2 separate regions of the Homo sapiens genome follow, and region 2 is linked to region 1. The links are chromatin loops, found by intact Hi-C in ENCODE. Cell type or tissue: psoas muscle. All regions are shown on one strand. Each heading gives the region's core, and the rest is flanking DNA. Links, peaks and the distances in the headings are about the cores only. Region 1 overlaps SLC16A10 (solute carrier family 16 member 10). Region 2 overlaps SLC16A10 (solute carrier family 16 member 10).

Evidence for each region. Peaks named below come from ENCODE experiments on the same cell type or tissue, not always from the same donor. Only the 100,000 strongest peaks of a DNase experiment are listed, where the experiment ranks them.
Region 2: it touches region 1 in a loop (5-fold over the local background); 2 of 110 quality-filtered maps call a loop at or near these places.

What each region holds. Positions count from the first base shown.
Region 1 is chr6:111,095,949-111,108,363 of GRCh38, forward strand. The region is part of intron 1 of SLC16A10 (solute carrier family 16 member 10); the gene reads left to right. Among named protein-coding and RNA genes, the nearest start is that of SNORD166, 12 kb to the right of the region's middle. RefSeq lists an enhancer at 10,957-12,156. In psoas muscle, for the core only: a CTCF peak has its summit at 9,984; a DNase peak (open chromatin) is centred at 9,793; H3K4me3 peaks cover 434 bases; H3K27ac peaks cover 2,051 bases.
Region 2 is chr6:111,149,458-111,161,872 of GRCh38, forward strand. All of the region lies in intron 1 of SLC16A10 (solute carrier family 16 member 10), which reads left to right. Among named protein-coding and RNA genes, the nearest start is that of SNORD166, 42 kb to the left of the region's middle. In psoas muscle, for the core only: no CTCF peak of the experiment used is centred there; a DNase peak (open chromatin) is centred at 5,824.

The DNA of each region.
Region 1 (12,415 bases), core at 2,263-10,262:
GGCTTTCATGTACATTATTTTTTAGAGTAGCCTTGTGGTATGTCATTACCTCCATGGATAGATAAGAAAGTTGCAACTTGCACAGTATTAGGATTGATATCAGTATTTACTTTTATTAAGTTGAACTTAAGAGCAGCTTTTTGGCTGGAAAAAAGTTGTACTTATGTCAAAGTTGTCCTGAAAGTAGAATCCTACTCCTGTCCCCAGCCTGAAACTATTTACTACATATTTACTTGCATGTTCTTTAGAATATTCTCTCAATAGTGTCTCCTACTCAAGTCATCAGAAATGCTGTGATGTCATTTTTGGAAAAGAATTCCAGAGTTATCACCGCCTAGCTAGAAATCTGGTCTTATATTCAAATTAAACAAGCAAACCTTAACAAAAACAAGCTAAACCCTAAACATAACATGAACAGTCAGCTCACCACAGTTCTGAGCACCTGCCTTGGCCTGGTGCCACCCACGCAGGGACTGTGGATGTTTTTATTGGCAGAGATTCAGAACAGGAAACTCCAGCACACCTGGGAACTGCGCAGACCCACCACATAAGACAGATAGCCTATCAGTGGCTGGAGGAATGGAGGAAAGCAGTGCTTTCAAATGTACATGCCAAATGTGTATGATCATACCTCTTTGTTAAAGTGCCTTCTTTAACAGCAAAAGTAATTCCTCACCTTGCATATAGGAACTAAAAAAAAGTCGATGAAGAAATGGCTTGCCTTATTTTCAAGTAAGAAGTCTTTTTTCATTTCACTAATTTTTAATTATGGGCATAAGTATGAAATACAGATTAGAAATACTGAATGTGGACCAAAGCAATGTTTCCTTTGTGGACCAAAGCAGTGAATCTTTTTTCTTTCTTTCTTTCTTTTCTTTTTTTTGTTAAGAGACAGGGTCTTGCTCTCTTGCTCAGACTGGAGTGCAGTCAGTGATGTGATGGCTCACCATAACCTCAACCTCTTGGGCTCAAGGGATCCTCCTGCCCCAACCTCCTGAACAGCTGGGATTACAGGCACATACCACCACACCTGGCTAATTTTTAAAAATTTTTTTGTGGGGGAGGGTCTCTCTATATTGCCCAAGCTGGTTTCAAATGCCTGAGCTCAAGTGATCCTCCAACCTCAGGCTCCCAGAGTGTTGGGATTACAGGTTTGAGCCACTGTGCCTGGCCCCAAAACAGTGTTTGTAACTCCCTTTGTCCCCTCTTGATAAACATAAAAGTCTCATGGTACTTCAGAATTTTGTTGCACACATCCAAGTGTAGTTTGCCTTTCCTTGTGAGTGGCAGAAGACAATGTCATACTCTGTATTTATCCATCAGCCAAAATTTTGTCAAGCTTTACTTTTATTTTTTAAATTTTTATTTGTATTTTTTTTTGGAGACAGAGTCTTGCTCTGTCGCCCAGGCTGGAGTGCAGTGGCGTGATCTCGGCTCACTGCAACCTCCGATGCCTGGGTTCAAGCGATTTTCGTGTCCCAGCCTCCAGAGCAGCTGGGACTACAGGCACGCACCACCATGCCTGGCTAATTTTTTTGTATTTTTAGTAGAGGTAGGGTTTCGCCATGTTGGTCAGGCTGGTCTCGAACTCCTAATCTCAGGTGACCCACCCGCCTCAGTCTCCCAAAGTGCTGGGATTACAGGCATGAGCCACCATGCCCGGCCAAGCTTTACTTTTAGTTATGTTGTGGATATAATTAGAATTATTTTCTTGTTCTTTAAATACAGAATTATAATATTGAATGTGTGCTTTAAAAAAATTAGTAAATGTACCCCTCTAGAACTTCTGATCTATGCCTCTTAGTGAGTGAGGGGAGCTGTGCCGCTTTCCTCCTCCAGTGCCTCCACTTAAGAATCACTCACTAAGGAGTTTTAAATTCAATTAAAGGTATCCTTTAGATAGTTAAGTCTAAATGAAAGGTCAATGATTAAATTAATGGATAAAAGTCCATTGCACCTACGGAAAGGTGCATTGGTCTACAGTTCAGCTAGTACCTATTTTTTGCTAAAGATTAAATTGCAGCTGGGCGGGGTGGCTCATACCTGTAATCCCAGCACTTTGAAAACCTGATGGAGGCCGGGTGCCGTGGCTCATGCCTGTAAATCTTAGCACTTTGGGAGGCCGAGGTGGGCGGATCACTTGAGGTCCGGAGTTAGAGACCAGCCTGACCAACATGGAGAAACCCTGTCTCTACTAAAAATACTAAATTAGCCGGGCATGGTGGCGCATGCCTGTAATCTCAGCTACTGGGGAAGCTGAGGTAGGAGAATCGCTTGAACCCGCGAGTTGGAGGTTGCAATGAGCCAAGATCATGCCATTGTACTCCAGCCTGGGCAACAAGAGTGAAACTCAGTCTCAAAAAAAAAGAAAACCCTAGGTGGAAGGATCGCTTGAGTCCAGGAGTTCAAGAACAGCCTGGGCAACATAGTGAGACCCCATCTCTACTTTTAATTAAAATAAAATTAACATTAAAAAGTGTAGTAAAATTTTTAAAAAGAGTAAATTGTATCAGCAGTGTTCTGCCTGTGTTCAGAAAGCCAAAATTTATATTTGTGTTTCATTTAGATTGGATCCAAGACCAATTTTGAGATGTGTTTTAATATTACAAAAATAGAAAACTACCTGTTCATTAAATGGTGATATTTATTGACTTTTCTGTGTAGATAAGTATTAATGCCAAGTCAAGTAGGTTAGTCTGGAGACTGTTTTTATTAATAAAAACCTTTTCATCTTAATTATCCTTTTTATTAGTTTTGACTTTATGTTGCAACTTCAAAGCAGCATCTCAAAGGGTTCACATTTGTCAGTGGTTGTTTAAACAACGACATTCCACAAAGTTAATTGATGTTTTAGTGTGAATGGGGCAGGAAGTTGTCATTGTTGTCCTGTAGTAACGTAGCACTCAAACTTTGACAGGAGGACCCCAGCCATGTAGTTATTGACTGTAAGTACACTTCCCTTAAGAGTAAGTTGTTTTTTAGGAATAAATGATAAATGTATGGAGTTTTAGTTGTAGGTGTTATGTTTTGTCTCCTTCTTCTCAGAGAAAAATGTTACTGTGGAATAGGCTTAAACTGAAAAAAGGATCTGATTTTTAATAAGATCAGATTCTTTGGCCATATTTTGATATTGGTTCAAAACAAATGTTTAATATCAGATGCACAATGTTAAGAGCTCTATAATGTAGTGGTAACACCTGAGCCTCAGCCAGTGACTACACATTAAGTTCTTGTTCATTTTTTGCAGGGGCAGGGGAGCTGGTGAGGCATAAAGAAGGGTCAGAGGAGATAATAGACTTATATTTGTATTTTTATGCATAATTATATAGGAAACATTAAATCCAGAGTTGATAAATAATTTGTATGTATGTATTTATTTATTTTTGAGACTGGGTCCTGCTCTGCTGCCCAGGCTGAAGCGTAGGGGTATGAACACAGCTCACTGCAGCCTTGACCTGGGCTCAAGCGATTTTCTTGCCTCAGCCTCCCGAGTAGCTGGGACCACAGGCATGTGCCACTACACCTGGCTAATTTTTAAAGTTTTTTTGTAGAGATGGGGTCTCACCACGTTGCCCAGGTTGGTCTTGAACTCCTGGGCTCAAGCAATCCTCCTGCCTTGGCCTCCCAGAGTGTTGGGATTATAGATGTGAGCCACCATGTTCAGCTGATAAATAATTTCTAATCTAAAAATCCTATTTTGTATGGAGAGGGGAGGGCAAATAGGCTATTTTTTCCACATTTTGTTGCTGGCCAGAATCTCAGAGGGTTTTTACCTGCATTAAAAATGATTAAGGCTGGGCAGAATGGCTCATGCCTGTAATCCCATCACTTTGGGAGGCTGAGGCAGATGAATTGCTTGAGCCCAGAAGTTCTAGAGCAGCCTGGGCAACATGGTGAAACCCCATCTCTACGAAAAATGCAAAAATTAGCTGGACGTGGTGGCAGGCACCTGTAGTCCCAGCTACTCAAAAGGCTGAGGTGGGAGGATCACCTAGCTCTAGAGGTCAAGGGTGCAATGAGCCAAGATTGCTCCACTGCCCGCCAGCCTGGGCAGCAGAGCAAGACCCTGTCTCAAAAAAAAAAAAAAAAAAGGTTATTTTTTTTCAGCATAGACAAAGCAGGGGAAGGAAAAGATTATGTTTCAAATGTTCATTTAAACTACTACATTTAAAGTAATACTTCCTAATGATTTAAACTTTAGATTAGTCTATTTATGGGTCACCTGGAAGATTCTTTATAAAACATGAGAGTTTATTACTTCTTTCAATACACGGGTGTCTGTAAATGATGCTCAATAGATCTGAAGCCTGAACTTTCTGAAGAAATGTTGTGAAATTATCTATGGATGTCTACTTGAATTTAAATAAAAATAAATTGTAATACATTTGGTTTTATTGGTTTTGAATTTGTAATTATTTGGGGATTTGGATTTGGTTTATCTACAGTTGTCTTTTTTTTTGAGGTGGAGTCTCGCTTTGTCACCAGGCTGGAGTGCAGTGGTGCGATCTCGGCTCACTGCAATCTCTGCCTCCCGTGTACAAGCGATTCTCCTGCTTCAGCTTCCTGAGTAGCTAGGATTACAGGCATGCACCTCCATCCCCAGCTAATTTTTGTATTTTTAGTAGAGATGGGGTTTCACCATGTTAGCCAGGATGATCTCGATATCTTGACTTCGTGATCCGCCTCGGCCTACCAAAGTGCTGTGATTACAGGTGTGAGCCACCGTGCCCGGCCTACAGTTGTCTTTTTTTACTCACTCCCACAGATGAATCATTATAAGGAGGTTAGCTTTCCTTAAAGAATACACTCTCCTTAAGCGGTTTTATCAACAAAGCCAGGGAATGCCAAACTTTAACACTTTTACCTAAATTTATAACTGATGCATGTATGCATATATACATACATACATACATGTATATGTTGTTATATATGTATGGGTATCATCAGTATAGTCTATCAGTATAGTAATTGTTTATCTGAAACTTGGGGTTCTCTCTCGCTCTTTCTCTCCCTCTCTCTCTCTCTCTCTCTCTCTCTCTCTCTCTATATATATATATATATATATATATAAATATATGTATATATATTTTTTCTTTTTTTGAGACAGGATCTCATTCTGTCACCCAGGCTGGAGTGCAGTGGTGGGATCATGGCTCACTGCAGCCTCGACCTCCTGGGCTCAAGTGATCCTCCCACCTCAACCTCCCAAGTAGTTAGGACTACAGGGGCATGCCGCTACACGTAACTAATTTTTGTATTTTTTTGTAGAGACAGGGTTTTGCCTTGTTGCCCAGGCTGGTCCTGAAATCCTTGGCTCAAGCAATCTGTCCACCTCAGCCTCTGAAAGTGCTGGCATTACAGGTCTGAGCCACTGCGCCCAGCCTAGATTTTTTTGAATTGTAAAAAAGTAACCTGCTCCCTACTGAAGTAAATAGAGTTAAAAAAAGTAATCTGGTACAGACACCTGTATTTTCTGACACCCCTAGAAGAGTCCCAGGTACCCTATAATCAAATACATTAACATTTCTGCAGCAAAATGTATGGATAAGTGAGTTAAATAGAGACCATGAGTAGCTTCAGGTCAGTTCAGATCAAGTTTTGCTTCTAATTAAATGTTGATATTCTCTTACAAAAACTTTGGGTTTGGGTTTTCAGATTTGCAAATAAATAATTATAAATTATTATTTTTTTTGAGACAGAGTCTTGCTGTGTTGCTCAGGCTGGAGTGCCATGGCACGATCACGGCTCACTGCAACCTCAACCTCAGGCTGAAGCCATCCTCCCACTTCAGCCTCCCAAGTAGCTGGGACTACAGGAGTGTGCCAACATGTCCAGCTCATTTTTGTATTCTTAGTAGAGACAGGGTTTCGCCGTGTTGGCCAGGCTGGTCTCAAACTCCTGGTCTCAAGTGATCCGCCTGCCTTGGCCTTCCAAAGTGTTGAGATTATAGGTGTCAGCCACTGGGCCTGGCAGAATTATACATTTATATGTCAATATTTGCTTTTGTTTTCTGTTTTTCAGTAAACGTTTTTTAAGGTACATTTTTCTGTATCTCATAAGGCACCTGCTTAATTGTTTCAGTAAGTGTGATGTTCTACCATATTGGTCTACCCTAGGTTACTCAACCAGGCCTCCTTTGTTTAGTGAGTAGCAGGCAGTGTTGTACAACATATGTAGCATATCTGTATATGTCGTCGAACAAATTGTTTTTTTCCCCTCTCTTGGATTGCTTCCTTGGGTGTACGTCCAGAAGTGAGATTACTGGTTCAAAGGGTATGAACAACTTTATAACACCTGTTACACATTGCCAGATTATTCTTTAGAAAACTTGAATCAGTTTATTGTGCCACCAGTGATGTGCTGGCTTCCTGAAAACCCTACCAATGTTTGGTTTTATTTTTATTAGTATTTGCTAATTTGATAAGTACTAATGATATTTTTTAAAAGTAGTTTAAAATCATATTTCAGTGCTTATAAGTCTGTGTTCCCAGTTTTTGAGCCCTTTAGAAGCTGCAAATGACCTGGCAATTATATATAATATTTGAAAATACAAGAGGACATATGCCAGTGAATATATTAGAGTAAAACTTCATTCCCATAGGTAATGAAGGAATGCTTGAGATTATCTTAGGCCTTAGATTCTCACCTGACACATCTTGGCAGGTAGACCATGTCCTTGTTTCCTCTGCTGTCTTAGCCCAGGTGTTGATCAAGGTCTGTCTTAGGGCGGGGGATAGGAATGGAAATAAACCATGTAGAGACTTGGGCATGAGGACTTTGTGATTCTTCCAGGTGACATCTCATCCTTCAGAGGATCAAGTCTGCAAGAGTAGCCATATCTTAATCTCTTTCAGTGCTATCACCTTGCATCAACCTCTGGACTCGAGCTAATTCCGTTGAAAATATTTTATTAATTAATTTTGGGGTATGTTAAAAATTTTGTTTGCATGTATTTATTTAGTTATTTTTATGAGACAGGGTCTCGCTCTGTCACCCATGCTGGAGTACATACGGTTGCACGCTCATGGCTCACTGCAGCCTTGACTTCCCAGGCTCAAGTGATCCTCCCACCTCAGCCTCCTGAGTAGCTGGGACTACAAGTGCATGTCACCACATTTGGCTAATTTTCATATTTTTTGTAGAGACGGGGTTTCGCCACATTGCCCAGGCTGGTCTCAAACTCCTGGACTCAAGGGATCTGCCTGCCTCAGCCTCCCGAAGTGCTGAGATTATAGGTGTGAACCACCGGGCCCGGCTCCCCATTTAATTTTGTTGTTGTTGTTTTTTAGATGGAGTTTCACTCTTGTCGCCCAAGCTGGAATGCAATGGCACGATCTTGGCTTACGGCCACTTCCACCTCCTGGGTTCAAGCGATTCTCCTGTCTCAGCCTCCCGAGTAGCTGGGATTACAGACACACGCCACTATACCTGGCTAATTTTTGTATTTTTAGTAGAAATGGGGTTTCACCATGTTGGTCAGGTGGGTCTCAAACTATTGACCTCAGGTGATCCACCTGCCTCGGCCTCCCAAAGTGCTGGGATTATAGATGTGAGCCACCATGTCCAGCCACCCATTTAATTTTTTGAGCACAAAATATGTACTGAGAGCCACGCAAGAAACAAATTCGACTTATTCCATGCTCTTGAGAGGTCATGAGGGGAAACAAAATGATACATAAGTAACTCTGAGAGAATATGCTGCACATGCTAAATCCTGTGCAAGTAAGATATAGGATTTTAGAGGAAGGGAGAATGACTTCTGATTGAGCTGACTAGAGAAGGCTTCAGTTTTTGAGTTAGGTGTTACGAGATTGGGAGACTTTTCTCAGCATATCTAACAGAAGAGGGTATCCGAGGTGAGAGTGTAAGGCCTGGGCAAGGGTTGGGAGGCAGTTCTAATACTGAATGTTCTGACTGTGGTTTACTATGTATTTCAGGTTATTTTGTTTAATCTATCCAGTAATCCTTTCATGTAACAATTATGATGTGTGTGTTTTAGGTGGGGCTACTAAGGCTAGTAAGTAGTGAGGCTGGATTTAAACTTAAGTCTCCAGCTTCGTGGCCCAGGTTCTTTATACTTGACTCCACACTGGGCTTATTAAGTGAATGACAAGGAGTTTGATTTGTCGAGGGCCGAGGATATGTAGTGAAAGGTCATAGACTATAAGGCTGGCAAAGAATGGTGGAGCTGGGGAACGGAAGATCTAAATGCCAAGGTAAGCTTGGACATTATTTAATAGAGGCAATGGGGAGATACTGAGGATTTCTGAAGAGGGTTTCTAAGTAGTGCTTTAAAAAGATCTCTGGGTTGCAGAGGCAAGAAATAGGAGGAACACCAATTACAAAGCCCCGACCGAAAGCCGAGTGAGATTTGAGGGTCAGCCATGGAAATGGGAATGAAGGGACAGATGTGAGACATTTCAAAGGATAGACTGCAGGAATTCTGGCAAAGAATGGGTTGGACAGTGATGAAGAACACAGAAACAGCATTGATGCCTACATCTGGAGCCTGTGTCTTAATAATTTTTGATCAGGGAGACCTACAATACATTTTGTATTGTGCCCCACAAAATCATGTCGACAGCCCTAGATGATGTCATGGACAGGTATGGGGCATGAGGAGAAAGAGTTGCCAGGGAAAGGCTGGCTCACATTTTAGACATGTGGAGCGTTAAGGGTCAGCAAGACATCAAGGGCGATGTCAGGCAGGTAACTGGAAATGCAAACTGGTAGTCTCAGAGTGACGCTGAGTCCAGTGGTGGGGCTTTGGAAAGAACATGTATCTCTAAGAGGAACATGACATAATGGAAACCCAGAAATCCTGTCTTGAGCGGACTCAGGGGCTGCTTCTAGGTAATTTAGTTCATTTCTACTGAAATCATTATATTTAAAAGTATGGCCGCACTGAGATGGCCACTGTAGCTGCTGCCACCTCTTAGCTTTGGTCTTAAAAAAAAAAAAAAGTAATAGAACTTCCTTAAAATGTCTTTCTAGCCTTTGGATTTCTCTAATTCAGATTTGCGTCTTCCCAAGGGTCAAAATTATATTTTTACTATCCCTGTCTTAGGTATTTCCAAAACTTCGTCTTAAGACTTAGTCATTTTTTTCCTTCAATTTGACATGACTGCTAAAGACTTTTGGCATGTTCCTCCTCCTTTCATTTGTGATGTAATTAAGTTGGTCTGTAAGTCTTATTTTTAAGATGTTCTAGACCAAGAGACTGTGAGAATAGCTTACAGTCATTTCAACTAATTTATGTATTTTAAATTTAAAGTATTGACAGTGGTGAAAACCTGTTCAACAAGCAGATGATGTTATCTTATATATTCACAGAGTTTAGTAACTGAGCCAACTACTTCATTCACAGTTCAAAATGAAAACAGCTAATTCTTTTAAGTAAGTATAGATTCTACTCTTTAAAAGAGTTATCTAGGAGAGCTACTATAATACTATTATAGAATAAGTGAAATTAAGTTATCTGACTGGGACTGGGGTGGAATATTGCACAGTTTATTGAGAAATATGGACTGTTTTTGCACATTCATAATGGACATTTGAGGTTTGTTAGGGGAGGAGGTGTCATCTTTATGGCACTTTCTGGCTGGGAAGGGAGTCAGTCCTAATTGAGATAATAACTAGCCACCTGGCCACACACAAGTGTGTTTTGCCTTAGTTACCTGTCACACACTGAGCAGTGAGACTCAAGAGAGTGTCAAAGTACTTTTCAATGCATAAAGCACTACAGATCTGTCCACACTGTTGTGAGTGAGCAGGTTGGCACGGTGCCTGTGTGCGGGCGTGTGTGTTGACTCACGTGCTGTCCTGTGATCTCTCAGGACTCAGGTCCTGAATTGCTCTGTTGTGACTGAAGCCCAGCTGAAGGTGCTGGAAGTGCAGTGACCCTGGAGGAAGAACCAGTAACAGCAGAGGGTGGATGAAAGGGAATTGATAGTTGTGTAAGAATAGATATCTGCCGTTTTTTGTAAGCCAAGACACCTTTACCCTTCCAGTAATTGTTTCATCTTTTAATATCATTTGGCTTCATTTACAGAATCTGTATTAAAGCAAAAGTCAGCATGTAAGGTGGTATTTTGACCACATTTGTCTGCTGTTGTGCCTTCTGGGTGAACTGAAGTACTGGCTTACTGACTAGTAAATATGTTTTCTGACAATTATAGGGAAGGGAAGAAAAGGAAAGTCCAATTAAAGCATTTTTCTCCTCAGAGTTTGAAAAATAGAATTCATGCAATCTTTTAAATTCCATGCCAACACATCAGACAAGAAGAGACTTGATAGTAGTAAAGGTTGGGAATCAAAAGAACAATGTAAGTTTTTGATATTGACTTCAAAACATGGTGTTCTATAATTTAGTGTTCATTTGTTACGTGTATGGTATTATAATTAATTTTGTATATGTGGTAGTTATTTTTTGTACTTTGATTAGGAAACAAATATTGAGCCACTTCAAGAGGCAGACTATTTTGGAAAAAAAAGTCTGGTAAAAGTAATGCTTAATCTAATTAATCTGTCTTCATCCTCTTAATTCATCAAGATGACTTTGGGTGTCTGGTGGCAACTGAGAATGGGTTATGGAAGAACGTCAAGGCAATGTAATCCCTATTATTTACGGTTACTTGAGAGGATAAATTAATCAGCGGTCACTAATCTTTGGATAATCACTCTATTGAGCTGGAACTATCCTTAGTATTTTGGAAAGCAAGTCAGTGAGTTAGAACTGTCAAAACTGATCAGCTTTTCTAAGCTTAATGATAAGTGAATAGAAACTAGTTGCCTTCAACCCTTTCCTCCCTGCATTGCAGCATGATCATTCTGTAACTCTGGAAATGGTTTATGGAACAACAGTGAAAATACATTGATACACTGTCTTGTGGTAGATTTTCAGATAGGCTTTAGACAAAGTTCAGAGCCTTTCCTCTAGCTGGGGATTAACAAAGCTGCCTTCATAGTTAAATGTTTGCACCCTGTGTATGCATTTTCAGTTACTAGAATTAGGTAAGTTAGTGTTATAAAATTGGTTTGAGTGTGGATTGTTTAGGAAGTGAGTCTTTTGGTGGCAGCAATTCTGTTATGCATTAAATAGATACATATTTTGAACTAGTCGACATTGTTTCAGTCTGTATTTATTAGATGCTGGGGTGGGTATGGGAATAAAGAAACGTATGAGGGGTCTTGGAAAAGTTCATGGAAAAAATGTACACTATGAAAAAAAACTGTGCATGGATTTCAAAATATTTTTGAACCAAAATCAACTTGTACTAACTTGTTACAACATGTCTGAACTTGTTACAACATGTCTGAACAGTTCGAGACATTAAGAAATGATATCGCACCAGTTTTTAAAAAGCGCCTATCAGGGTAACATGAATTCTGCTAAAATTGAAGCAAGAACAAACATCAAATTTATGGTGGTGCTTGGGTAGAAGGATGGTGAAATCATTGATGCTTTACAAAAAGTTTATGGGGACAATACTCTAAAGGAACCAGCAGTTTACAAATGGCTAACATCCTTTAAGAAGGGACGAGATGATGTTGAAGAGGAAGCCCACAGCAGTAGACCATCCGTGTCAATTTTCAAGGAAAAAATTAATCTTGTTCATGCTGTAATTGAAGAGGGAACTTTACATGAAATTTTAAACAAGTGGGATTGAGATCCTGTGGCATATGTCTGAAGGATTGTAATAGGAGAGGAAACATGGCTTTACCAGTATGATGCTGAAGACAAAGCACAACCAAAGCAATGGCTACCAAGAGGTGGAAGTGATCTAGTTAAAGCAAAAGCAGACTAGTCAAGAGCAAAGGTCATGATAAGAGACTTTTGGGATGCTCAAGGTATTTTGCTTGTTGACTTTCTGGGGAGCCAAAGAATGATAATATTTGCTTATTGTGTGTGTTTTGAGAAAATTAGCCAAAGTTTTAGCAAAACAAACAAATACCCAGGGAAGCTTTACCAGAGAGTCCTTCTCCACCAGGACAATGTTCCCGGTCATCCTCTCATCAAAAAAGGGCAATTTTGCAAGAGTTTTGATGGGAAATTATTAGGCATTCACTTACAGTCTTTTTTTTTTTTTTAGTTGGAGTCTTACTTTGTCTCCCAGGCTGGAGTGCAGTGGTGCAATCTTGGCTCACTGCAACCTCCACCTGCCAGGTTCAAGCAATTCTCCTGCCTCAGCCTCCCAAGTAGCTGGGATTACAGGCGTGATCCACCATGTCCAGCTATTTTTTGTATTTTTAGTAGAGATGGGGTTTCACCATGTTGACCAGGCTGGTCTTGAATTCCTGACCTCAGGTGATTCACCTGTCTCGGCCTTCCAAAGTGCTGGGATTACAGGCATGAGCCACTGTGCCTGGCCTATCTTACAGTCTTGATTTGGCTTTATCTGACTTCTTTTTCTTT
Region 2 (12,415 bases), core at 1,774-9,773, 53 kb after region 1:
TGATTTTTAAAAGCAGGACCTGGGTCATATGCCCAGATTAATTTCAACAAAGTTGGTATGTTTTCTTCCTAAAATTAATTTTTTATGATTATCAAAGTTTTATATGCATACAGTATAAAATATCAGATTTCTATAAGGCTTATAATAAAGAGTAGCATTCCTCTGCCCTATTCCCCTCTCATACTGGGCACCTTACTCCAAAATCAACTGCTTTCAGCTCTTTTAGCCATTTCTTATGGTTATCTTCATATTTCAAAACAGCATGCTTATATGGTTGTATTTTGAATTTTCAAACTTAGATTTTTATCTACAGACTTCCTTATGGAAGATAAATATTTAACTCTTTTTGTGCTACTCCTTTTCTCATCTCTTAATGTAGGCTATGTTAAAATTTTTGGTTAAATCAATTAAAAGCCAGTATAGTATAGTGGCTTAAGAGTGAGGGTGCTCACCTCAAATTCCAGCCTCACCACCCATTACTTTGTGTGACTTTGAGCAAGCTTTAAAACGTCAGTGTCTCAGTTTTGTCAACTGAGTAGATACCTCATAGAATTGCTGTTGATATTAAGTGACTTAATCCTATGGGCTGAATTTGTCTCCCAAAGTTCATTTGTTGGAAACTTAATCCCCAGTGCATGTGTTAAGAAGTGGGACCTTTCAGAGTTGAATAGGCTATGAGGGCTCTGCCTTCATGAATGGATTAATGCCGTTGTTGCAGTAGTGGGTTCCTTATAAAAGGAAGTGTTTGACCCCCTTTCCTTGCCACCTCATGCATGTGATGGCCTTAGCCATGTTATAATGCAGTAGTAACGCCCTTACCAGACACTGGCTCCTTGATCTTGGACTTCTCAGCCTCCAGAACTGTAAGAAATAAAAGTTTTTTCTTTATAAATTACCCAGTCTCTGGTATTCTGTTATGGCAGCAAAAAACAGACTGAGACACTTAATATATATGAAGCATCTAGACTGTCTGGCACATTGTACATTTTAAATCCCAGATATCGATATCATCAATATCATCATCATCATCATCTGTGGCTGTATAATACCTCCCTCTGCATTTAAAGGATGAGGGCTGGTGTAGCAGTTATTAATATAAGTGAGCTAGTTGGCTATAAACCTCTCCTATAGGCTTTGCCATAAACTTGTGTCATGGATAATCAGAGAATTTGGACCTCCTAATGACAGGCCACTGACAAGAAAAGCCCAGAGGGAGCTGATTGAGCATGCTCAGTTCTTTCTACCAAAGGCCTCAATCAGACAGATTCTCTTTCCCAGGAGTAGACACTGAGGGGGTGGAAACAGGCTCTGAGTTGACTCCACTGAGAAGTCCCTGAATGGATAGCAGCCAGGGAATTAAGGAGTTTCCCTGTGGCAAGTCTCTACTCGTACAATATTAGGACAGCTGTTTTTTTAATTTGTTCTGTGGGTGCATATTTTTGATCTCCACAACATAACTACTTACTCACTGTGTTGCTTTTTGAAATTTATAACATCTAAATTTGCAAATGTGAGGTATGCTCTCAGGAAAATTATATATCTGTTAAAATTCTTTGCTCCTTTTAGGACACTTCCATCCATCAGGTGACCTCTAGTAGCGTACATACTCAGCAACAATTAAAGGTAGTTTCTGGCTTGTTTTTCCCAAACAATAATTTGTTCAAAATACAGAAATTTGGAAAGTACCCCATGATGAGAAACTTTTGAAAGAGAATTTAATGTACAGTAACTATTTTTTTCCTCTGAGGAATAATTTTGGGAAAAGAAATTTGCTTTATATTCAGGCATATTGAGTAAGTTGCCTTCATTTTCAAACAAATTCATCACCTCTCCTTTCCCCATTCCCCAAACTTGTTCATTTTCTTCATTCTTAAACTCTGCATCTGTCTTCCCCTCACTTTACCACGTAGCTAAATCTCTTAAGAGCCAACCTATTGCCACTCCCTTCATCTTTTTTAATCTAATGGATCATAAGTCCTGTTGATTTCATCACTCACATCTCTCAAATCGGTCTCCTTGGATATCTTGCTACTTCTGATTTCAGACAATTGTCATTTGTCACTTGCAGCAGCCTTCCAGCTGCCTTCCTCCCAATCTCCCCTATGAGCATTCTGTTCTTCAAACTGTTGCCAAAGAGGAATTTCTAAAATACCGTTTGATCATGTAATTCCAGGTTTTAAAAACCTAATGTTGACTCTCTGACATTTAAAGAATAAAGTCCGTATTTCTTGGGATGACTGACATGGCTTTGCTGTGATTCTGGCTACATCCTTAGAGAATCACTTGCAGATATTAATTTTGCATATGCTATTCCCTTTACATGGAATGTTCCTGCCTCCTCTTTCCCCCATCCTTTGCCTGATGAACGCCTATTCATCCTCCATGTCACTTTGGGTGTTACCCTGAGGAAACAGTGGTTATTTTTTCCCTGCCCATCTGGGCTGGATACCCCTCCTAAGTTGTCCCACAACACACAGTACACACCTTGGTCGATTATCACACTGTTTGTTGTTCTGCCGTTGTTTGTGTCTCTTGAATATGAGTTTCTTGAGATTAGGGACCTGAGATCCCCAGTGCCCAGCAGAGCAGGACCTGTTTCCACCCCCTCAGTAACTACTCCTGGGGAAGAGAACCTACAAATAAATGTGTATTGCATGAATAAAGCTATATATCCCCTTCCTGTTCATACTTATCCATTTAATTTCTGAACTCTAAATGCTGTATTTTTCTCCATTAAATTTGGTTTTATTGGTTTCAGTTTCCTCTTTATATGGATTTTGAGTCCTAATTTTGTCAACCAGCATATCAACAGTTCTTTCTAGCTTTTGTCCCCCGGTAGAATGGCAGCTCCATGAAGACAGGGATTAGTGTCTGTTTTGTTCACTGCTGTTTTCTCAGCATCTAGAATAGTGCTGGCACATATAGATACTCACAAAGTATTTGTTGAATGAATGAAGGTGTTGCATACAAATTTGATAAATAAAACTTAGGTTTTCTTTCAAATATTAATCCTTAGCTCCATTCTGTTCAATATTTTTATTAGAGATAACCTTTAAAAATCTTCCTTGTCACATAAGAGTTAATTCCATGAATCTTACAGAACAAGGCTATACTGAGAAATTCAAGGAACACCTTAATGAATCAGGGTTATTTCATTGTGAGAGAGTATAGAAATGGTTGATAGTATGCTGTAAGTAATTTTACTTTACGTGTAAGTACTTTTCTCTGGCTTTCCAGAACATGCTGTTGGAGTAAGAGAGGAATGCCTTATTGTGGACCGAGGGGATAGATTTGGATACAGCCTTCTTTGAGGAAGGTAGAGAGGTCAACTATTACATATCCAGCAGTAACTTCCCTTTCAAAGACTAAGTGTTCTCATTCAATCATTTGATACTTTTTGTGCATCTACTACAATTTGAAGAATAGAAGAGGGAAATGCATGTGTAAGGCATGGTGGCAACATTTAAGAAACCCAGATTTGGGGATACAAGGTGTGTGTGTGCACATGCATGTGTGTGCAATTTAAATGCACAGGGTAAAGAACTTTGAGTCAGTGACAATGAGTGGCAATGGTGGTAATTAAGTGCTGGGGAAGATCAAGGGAGAGAGAGGGTGCTGAGAGCCAATAGGGTGGAACATGTTTGAAAGAGCTGGGTTCTGAAGTATTCCTCCATAGAAGGGCATTTTAAATAGCTTTTTTGCGTCCTTATTCTGTTAAGCATTATTAAATTGTTCTCCCATCTTTAAAAGGTTCCCTAGCTTAGGTGCACTGGCAAGAAATTATAAAAGCAGCATGACCAGGCGTGGTGGCTCATGCCTGTAATCGCAGCACTTTGGGAGGCCAAGGCGGGAGGATTTCTTGAGTTCAGGAGTTTGAGACCAGCCTGGGCAACATGGTGAAACCCTGCCTCTACAAAAAATACAAAAATTAGCTGGGAGCAGTGGCACGTGCCTCTAGCCCCAGCTACTCAGGAGGCTAAGGTGGGAGGTTGGCTTGAGCCTGGGAGGTGAAGGTTGCAGTAAACTGAGATTGTGCCACTACACACAGCCTGGGCAACAGAGCGAGACCCTGTCTCAAAAAAAAAAAATTAAATTAAAACAATAAAAGCAGTGTGGTTGCTTATAAGGAGTGATGGAGTGGACAGAGGAGGTTTTTGGGCTAGTCAGGTAAGGCTGGGGTATGAATCTAGAAGTTTCCATTTAAATAGCAGGGAGCCCTTAGGCAAATCACTTAACTTCTGAGCTTTGCCTGTTTCACCTGAGGTTGCTTCAAAGATTGAATGAAACCGTATATATAAAGTGCTCCTAAACATCATCTGCCATGTGGCAGGTTCTCAAGAAATGTTAGTTTCCCTTTCTCCTTACAAAGATAAGATGCTTGCTTTGAGTATATTTTTAGGCTTCCTGATCATTATTGGTTATGATTTTAAATCTTGGTCCAGCCACCACCCATATGGTTTCTGCAGTTAACAAAAGAGGCAAAGGTTCACTACTGGGGGAAAAGAGGTGTACAGAAATGGGTGTAGAGAAAGTAGATGTTTGAAGGGGATCTAATTAGGAAAGTATTTTTCCTGGTGGTCCAGAATTTAAAATTATAGAGTCTTATGAGAAAATGATAATATTCAGGTTAAGAACAGTTTATTATTTCCTCTCTATATTGGAGAATATTTTCATTATCTTATATAAGAACCTTGTAAAAATTTTTCTTCTTAACTAGCTTCCCACTATAGGCCATTAATCCTGTTATTATTTCAAAGATTAAACAACTATAGTAATAACAGGATTATATGTGCATTAATTTATATTACTTCATTCCGCAAAGGATTTGAGGTAGTTTTTAGAAGCATAAAACACTGCACAAATAAAATAGTAGGATAGGAGTAGAAAATAAAATTTCAGCAACCATGAAAAATATGACATAGTATATGTTGTTAAGACTGGGGGAATGTAAACACATCACCAGTCAGGGCCTATATAGTTGTTACAGTCCCATAGCAAATTTGACTCTAAGCTTCTGGCAAACAACATGAAAAGGGAAGCATGATGGATGTGGTTAAATAAGACACAATTTACTTGTTACTTTACTCAAGGAAGCAAGTATTTTTTGCCCCTTTGTTTCTTATAGGAGATGCTGGGTAATGAAGTAATGTTGGCATTGGCCTTATAGTGGAGGTAATAATGGATTTTATCAGGCAGTTTCTTTAAGCATCTCTTGATGAAAGATGAGGCTATGACATCAAGAGACAATTCTGAGGCCGGGAGCAGTGGCTCACACCTATAATCCCAGCACTTTGGGAAGCTGAGGCGGGCAGATCACTTGAGGTCAGGAGTTCGAGACCAGCCTGGCCAACATGGAAACCTCGTCTCTACTGAAAATACAAAAATCAGAAACCCTGTCTTTACTAAAAATACAAAAATTAGCTGGGCGTGGTGGCAGTGCCTGCAATCTCAGCTACTTGGGAGGCTGAGGCAGGAGAATTGCTTGAACCCAGTAGGTGGAGGTTGCAGTGAACTGAAATCACACCACTGCACTCCAGCTTGGGTGACAGAACAAGACTCCATCTCAAAAAAAAAAAAAAAAAAAAAAGACAATTCTGAAAGTGGTGAGTCGTTCTACCAGGGGCCAGGATGATCTCATCTGGGTTATGGATTCTAGGTCTGGCCTCATCTAAGGTGACACACAGAGGGTACACCGCACAATCTTCCTATCTTCTTTAAATATCACTGCTTTCAACAGGACTTTTTTTTTTTTTTTTTGAAACAGGATCTTGCCCTGCCCTGTCACCCAGGTTGGAGGGCAGTGGCATGATCATGGCTCACTGCAGCCTTGACCTCCCAGCTCAGCCTTCTGAGTAGCTGGGACAACAGGTGCATGCCACCGTGACTGGCTAATTTTAAAAAGTTGTTTCGTTTTTTTTTTTCTGTAGAGACAGGGTCTCCCTAGATTGTCCAGGCTGGTCTCAAACTCCTGGCCTCAAGCAGCTCTCCAGTCTTTGCCTCTCAAAGTGTTGGGATTACAGACGTAAGCCACCACGCCTGGCCCAAAAAACATAATAATGTGGTTATTCGAAGAAGTGATTTCCTCTCAAAACATAAATTCATTTCTTCTTTTACTCTTGTAACTTTCTGAGGTGAAAAGTAGGAAGTTCCCAGATTTTTCATTGCTGTAAAGAAAGATTATAGACAAGCAAGGAAGGAGTTAGAATAACCTGTGTGATAATGAATTAGAAGAGTTGGAGGTGTATGTAAGTATGCTCAGCATGAATTTATGTTTAGCTTAATGTAGATACAGATGGTTACATGTGGAAAGTATTTATAGCTATGCATAGATAGGTTGGTATATGTACATGTATTTTCTACCTCCTTTGGCTAAGAGGGCGCAGAAGCCATGACATCCCTGTTGCAACAAAAACACCTAGCACCATTTATCTTGGTTTGTAATACTATTCTCCAGTAAAAACAACCAGGGCTCCTTGCAGAAAGGGCTGATGATAATATATAAGATTAGCCTGGAGCATCTTATATATCAGAAAGCAAGGGAGTACTCAAAAACTAAAAACAATAAACTGCTCCCCAATAATGGGAGTATGTCAAAGGGTCACAGGAGCCATGTGAAAGAGTTTGCAATAGCCAACAAAATGAAGAAGTATTTGAATTTAAATCAGAGTATAAAATAAATATCTACGAGTCCATAATGATATAAACAAGTGATTGAATAAATAAATAAATGTGGGAGACTAGACAAATCCCCCATGCAGAAGAATTCCAAGTAATTTATGTAGGTAAATACTTCACTGTCAAAGAGGCAGAGCATAATTAATTCCCCACTCCTGTAAGTGTGGGCTGCTTAGTGACTTCCTTCCAGGAGTGCAGTATAAATAGGGAAAAGAAGACAACTTCACAGTGGAGGAATCTGGCAAACTCTGTCCCACCCAGATGATCAAGGTTTACATCAAAAGCACTAAGCCATGTTGATACTGCACTGTGTTTCCTTGATATAATGGGATGAAATGGCACTTTGTGTAGTCGTGCTTCCAAAAAACCTCATAGCCCTAGACTAATCATGGGAAGAACACCAGACAAATCCTAATTGAGGGACATGCTACTTAATTCCTGAAAAGTACTCCTCAATGCTGTCAAGGTCATCTGAAACAAGAAAAGTCTGGCAAACTGTCACAGTCAAGAGGAGACTAAGGAGATATGACGACTAAATATAATGTGGTATCTTGTATGGGATCTTGGAATAGAAAAAGGATATTAGTTAAAACTGAGGAAATCTGAGTAAAATATAGATGTTTGTTACTAATAATGTATCAATAGTAGTTCATTAATTGTGACAAATGTAACATACTATCGTAAGATGTTAATAATAGAGGAAACTGGATGTGAGGTATATGGGCACTCCCTGTACTGTTCACAATTGTTATGTAAATCTGAAACTATTCTAAAATGAAAGTGTATTTTATTTTATTTTATTTTGAGACGGAGTCTTGTTCTGTTGCCCAGGCTGTAGTGCAGTGGTGAAATCTCGGCTCACTGCAACCTCCACCTCCTGGTCTCAAGCGATTCTCCTGCCTCAGCCTCCTAAGTAGCTGGGATTACAGGCACGCGCCACCACACCCAGCTAATTTTTATATTTTTAGTAGAGATGGGGTTTCACCATGTTGGCCAAGCTGGTCTTGAACTCCTGACCTCAGGTGATCCACCTGCCTCGGCCTCCCAAAGTGCTGAGATTACAGGCGTGAGCCACCGCGCCCAGACAAAAGTTTATTTTTTAAAAGGTAGGAAAGTTTCACATTTTGATCGTACTATTGAGATAAAACTTGGTTGTTGTTGTTGTTTTTGAGATGGAGTCTTGTACTGTCACCTGGACTGGAGTGCAATGGCATGATCTTGGCTCACTGCTACCTCCACTTCCCGGGTTCAAGCGATTCTCCTGCCTCAGCCTCCTGAGTAGCTGGGACTACAGGCACCTGCCACTACGCCCAGCTAATTTTTTGTATTTTTAGTAGAGATGGGTTTCATTATGTTGGCCAGACTGGTCTCTAACTCCTGACCTCGTGATCCGCCTACCTTGGCCTCCCGAAGTGCTGGGATTACAGGCATGAGCCACCGTGCCTGGCCAAACTTGGTGTTTTCATCTGAGAATGAGGTTTCCAAGAATTGAAGATACAAGTTAGCTAAATAGTATCAGTGAAACCACAGAGTATAACTTCAGACCACTTGTGGTTTTAAGGCAGATCTATGCCACAGAGAAGTATTTGAATTTAAATCAAAGTATAAAATAAATATCTATGAGTCCATAATGATATAAACAAGTGATTGAATAAATACATAAATGTGGGAGACTAGACAAATCTCCCATGCAGAAGAATTCCAAATAGTTTATGTAGGTAAATATTTCAGAGTATCAGTACTATGATCCTTCTTACAATGCTATATCCGACTAAAAAAAAAAAAAAGAAAAAAAGAAAAAGAACTGTGATCCTAGTTGCGAATGTTGACTTATAGCCAGAAAAGATGACTTTCTTATTTGAAAGCATCATGAAATGCTATCAGCATGCAGAAATGAGAGGGCATAACAGAGAGCTATTCTATCGTATTTTTATTTAATGTTTTAAAAGAGCTATTAATAATATAATGTGAAGAGAAGTTTTAATTTCAGAGGAATGGGATGTTTGGTTTTAAGATTATTTTTGCAAAATGTAGTCTGTCATTTTTAAAGTGAACTTTATAATGAAAAGAGTTTGAAATTATTTCCCTATTATTAATATTTATTTATTTTTATTACTTTTCTGCCATGACAATTACAGTGCACATTTTCCCTATTTTTAGCTTTTTTCTGGTAAAGTGATTTTACCTCCTGTAGATCGTCAGTCCCCAGACTTTCTGGCACTAGGGACTGGTTTCATGGAGGACAATTTTTTGACAAATTGGAGGGGGAATGATTTCAGGATAAAACTGTTCTATCTCAGATCATCAGGCATTAGATTCTTACAAGGAATGTGCAACCTAGATCCCCTGCATGCACAGTTCACAATAGGGTTTGTGCTCCTATGAGAATCTAATGCTGTGCTGATCCGACAGGAGGTGGAGCTCAGGTGGTAATGCTCGCTCACCTACCACTCACCTCCTGCTGTGTGGCCTGGTTCCTAACAGGCTCGGGGGCTGGGGACCCCTGCTGTAAATAACCTTTCGAAGATCTGAAAATTAACTTTAGTATTTTTTTGTATTTACTCGATATTTTAAACAAACAAAAATCTAGAGAATGACATAACAAATGTATTTTCTGCGTATCCACTACTCTTTACTCAGATCCTAACATTCTCAGTTTTGAAAAGATGTAGGCTGGTCACAGTGGCTCATGCCTGTAATGTCAACACTTTAGGAGGCCAAGGAGGACAGATCACGTGAATCCAGGAGTTAGAGACCAGCCTGAGCTATAAGGCAAAACCCTGTCTCTACAAAAATTAGCCAGGTGTGGTGGCCTGCACCTGTAGTTCTAGCTACTCGGGAGCCTGAGGTGGGAGGGTCAATTGACCAGAGGCTATAGTGAGCTGTGATCCTGCCACTACACTCCAGTCTAGGTGGCAAAGCAAGACCCTGACTCAAAAAAAAAAAAAAAAAAAAAAAAAAAAAGATGTAAACATTACAGGCCCAGCTGTGGTCCCGTGTACACTTCTCCATTCCTAATCCCCTTCATGCACACTTTCCCACAGGTAATCACTATCCCACATTTGCTTTAATTATTCCCATCATGTTTTATGCTATGACTACAAATGTGTGAATCTATATTCCACTGTATGTTAATACCAACATTTTTTCATTTATTTTACCGCTGATGGGCAATTTAGGTTATTTCCAGATTTTTACTATTACAGATGCTTCTGTGAACATCCTTACTCATTTCTCCTTGTGCACATGTGCAAAATTTCTCTGGAGTACATACCTGGGAGTGGAATTACTAGAATGTGGTGCATGTACATGTTGTTGTATTTATCAGTAGTTCACTCTTATTTATTGCTGTGTATTCCATTACATAGATATACCATAATTTGTTTATCTAATCACTTATTTATAGACATTTGGGTTCTTTCTGTTTTTTTGACTATTAGAAATAAAGCAGCTATAAACATTTGTATATAAGTTTTTGTATAGGCATATGCTTTGGTTTCTCTTAGGCTCAGGGGCTGGGAACCCCCTAGGAATGGAGGAATAGCTGGGTCATATGGTAGGTTTATGTTTAACTTTTTAAGAAATTCCTGAACTGCTTTCCAAAGTGTTTGTACTATTTTATATTCCCAGTAGCAGTATGTGAAAGTTCTTGTTGCTCTACATCCTCACCAACACTTGGTATGATTAGTCATTTTTAGATATCCTGTGATGTGTGTGGTTTTTCATTGTTTTAATTGACAGTTCCCTGATGACTAATGATATTGGGTGTCATAGGCATATTTTCCATTTATATATCTTTTTTGTAAAGTTCAAATTTTTTGCCCATTTTTAAAATTGAGTTGCTTGGTTTTTATTGAGTTCTGAGAATTTTGTATGTAATTTATATACAAGTTCTTACTAGATATGTAATTTGCAAATCTTCTCTCTCAGTTTGTGGCTTGTCTTTTTATTCTCTTAGCAGTGTCTTTCAAAGAGAAGTTCTTAGTTTTGATGAAGTTTAGTTTATCAACATTTTCTTGTACTGATTTCTTGTATGGGCATTTAGGTTTTTCATGTTATATCTAAGAAATCTTTGCCTAAACCAAGATCACAAAGATTTTCTCCGGTATTTTCTTCTTTTGTTTGAGACAGAGTCTCACTCTGTTGCCCAGGCTGGAGTGCAGTAGTGCAGTCTCAGCTCACTGCAACCTCCACCTCCTGGGTTCAAGCGATTCTTGTGCTTCAGCCTCCTGAATAGCTGGTATTACAGGCATGTGCCACCATGCTCAGCTAATTTTTGTATTTTTTTAAGTAGAGACAGGGTTTCACCATGTTGGGAAGGCTGGTCTTCAATTCCTAACCTCAGGTGATCTGCCCAACTCAGCCTCCCAAAGTGCTGGTGACACAGGATTTTGCTCAGCTACTTTGCCAACCAGGGACTCACTCGGCCATGGGCCAAGGCACCCCGCTCACTTGGTCCACCTGTGCTATAGCTTCTACTGACGTTCAGCGGTTCCCGAGCTCTTGTCATGCATCTAAAAAGAAGGAGGATATGCTGACAATTTGAAGTGTAAGGATGGGTGGAGAAGAATTTTACTGAGTTATGGAACAACTCTCAGCATTAAGGGGACACGGGGTGCTCCCTCACCCCCACAGTCAGGTGGTTTTTCTCTCTCTCTCTCTGTGTCTGGGTCTGGGGCTTTTTATGGACTCAGAATGGGGAGTGTGTACAGATTGGTTTGTGAGTATGCAATAAAAGTTAAAGTGAAGACAATATTCAAAGGTGGGCGCGATAGTGTAGAAAACCAATTAGGAAAGGGTAGGTATGTAGCCTGGCATGGTGGCTCGTGCCTGTAATCCCAGCACTTTGGGATGCCAAGGCAGGTGGATCACCTGAGATCAGGAGTTTGAAACAAGCCTGACCAACATGGTGAAACCCCGTCTCTACTAAAAATACAAAAATTAGCAGGGTGTGGTGGCACACACCTGTAGTCCCAACTACTTGGTAGACTGAGGCAGAAGAATTGCTGGAACCTGGGAGGCAGAGGTTGCAGTGAGCCAAGATTGCACCATGGCACTTCTGCCTGGCTGACATAGCGAGACAGTGTCTCAAAAAAAAAAAAAAAAAAAAAAAAGAAAGGGTAGGTATGTGTAAAATAGGTGGAGGGTGGGGATCAATCAGAGGAAAGCATGCCAAATGGGAAGACAGGTTCTCAATCCAGTCCATGGATTTGCCTGGGACTTGTAGCTAGGCTTTAAAGTGTCTTCAGCTTGAAGGTCAGGTTTCACCAGGGACCCGTTCCTACACCCCTATCTGCCTAGGCATTTGTCTGCCTCTTGCTGCTATCAGTTCTCCCCTCTGAAGAGGTACATCTAACTGCCATTAGAATAGGGATGATGACTGATACTAACTGCTTCCTGCTGACAGGGGTGCGGGGTGCTGTTTTGGGAAAATGGCAGTCAGATCTCCCTCAGAGGCCTATCTAAGGGTCCCCAGTAAAAGGGAGCCATCGTCTGAGGCTCCAGTTTCATGACTGGAGTTTAATGGCCTGAAAATGAGAAGACAACCAGATTATTAGAAGGCATGTATCAAAACAAAATAAGGGGGTAAGGACAGCTCAAAAATCCTGAGGCTGCCAACATGCCCAGATAACAGGTGGCTATAGTTATGCCTGCTAAGATTTGGGTGAATGAGGCTCGGCTTTGGTCAGCTTCTTTGGTCTTATTTTCCCAAACAAAGAAACCTCTGGGTTACGGGCAC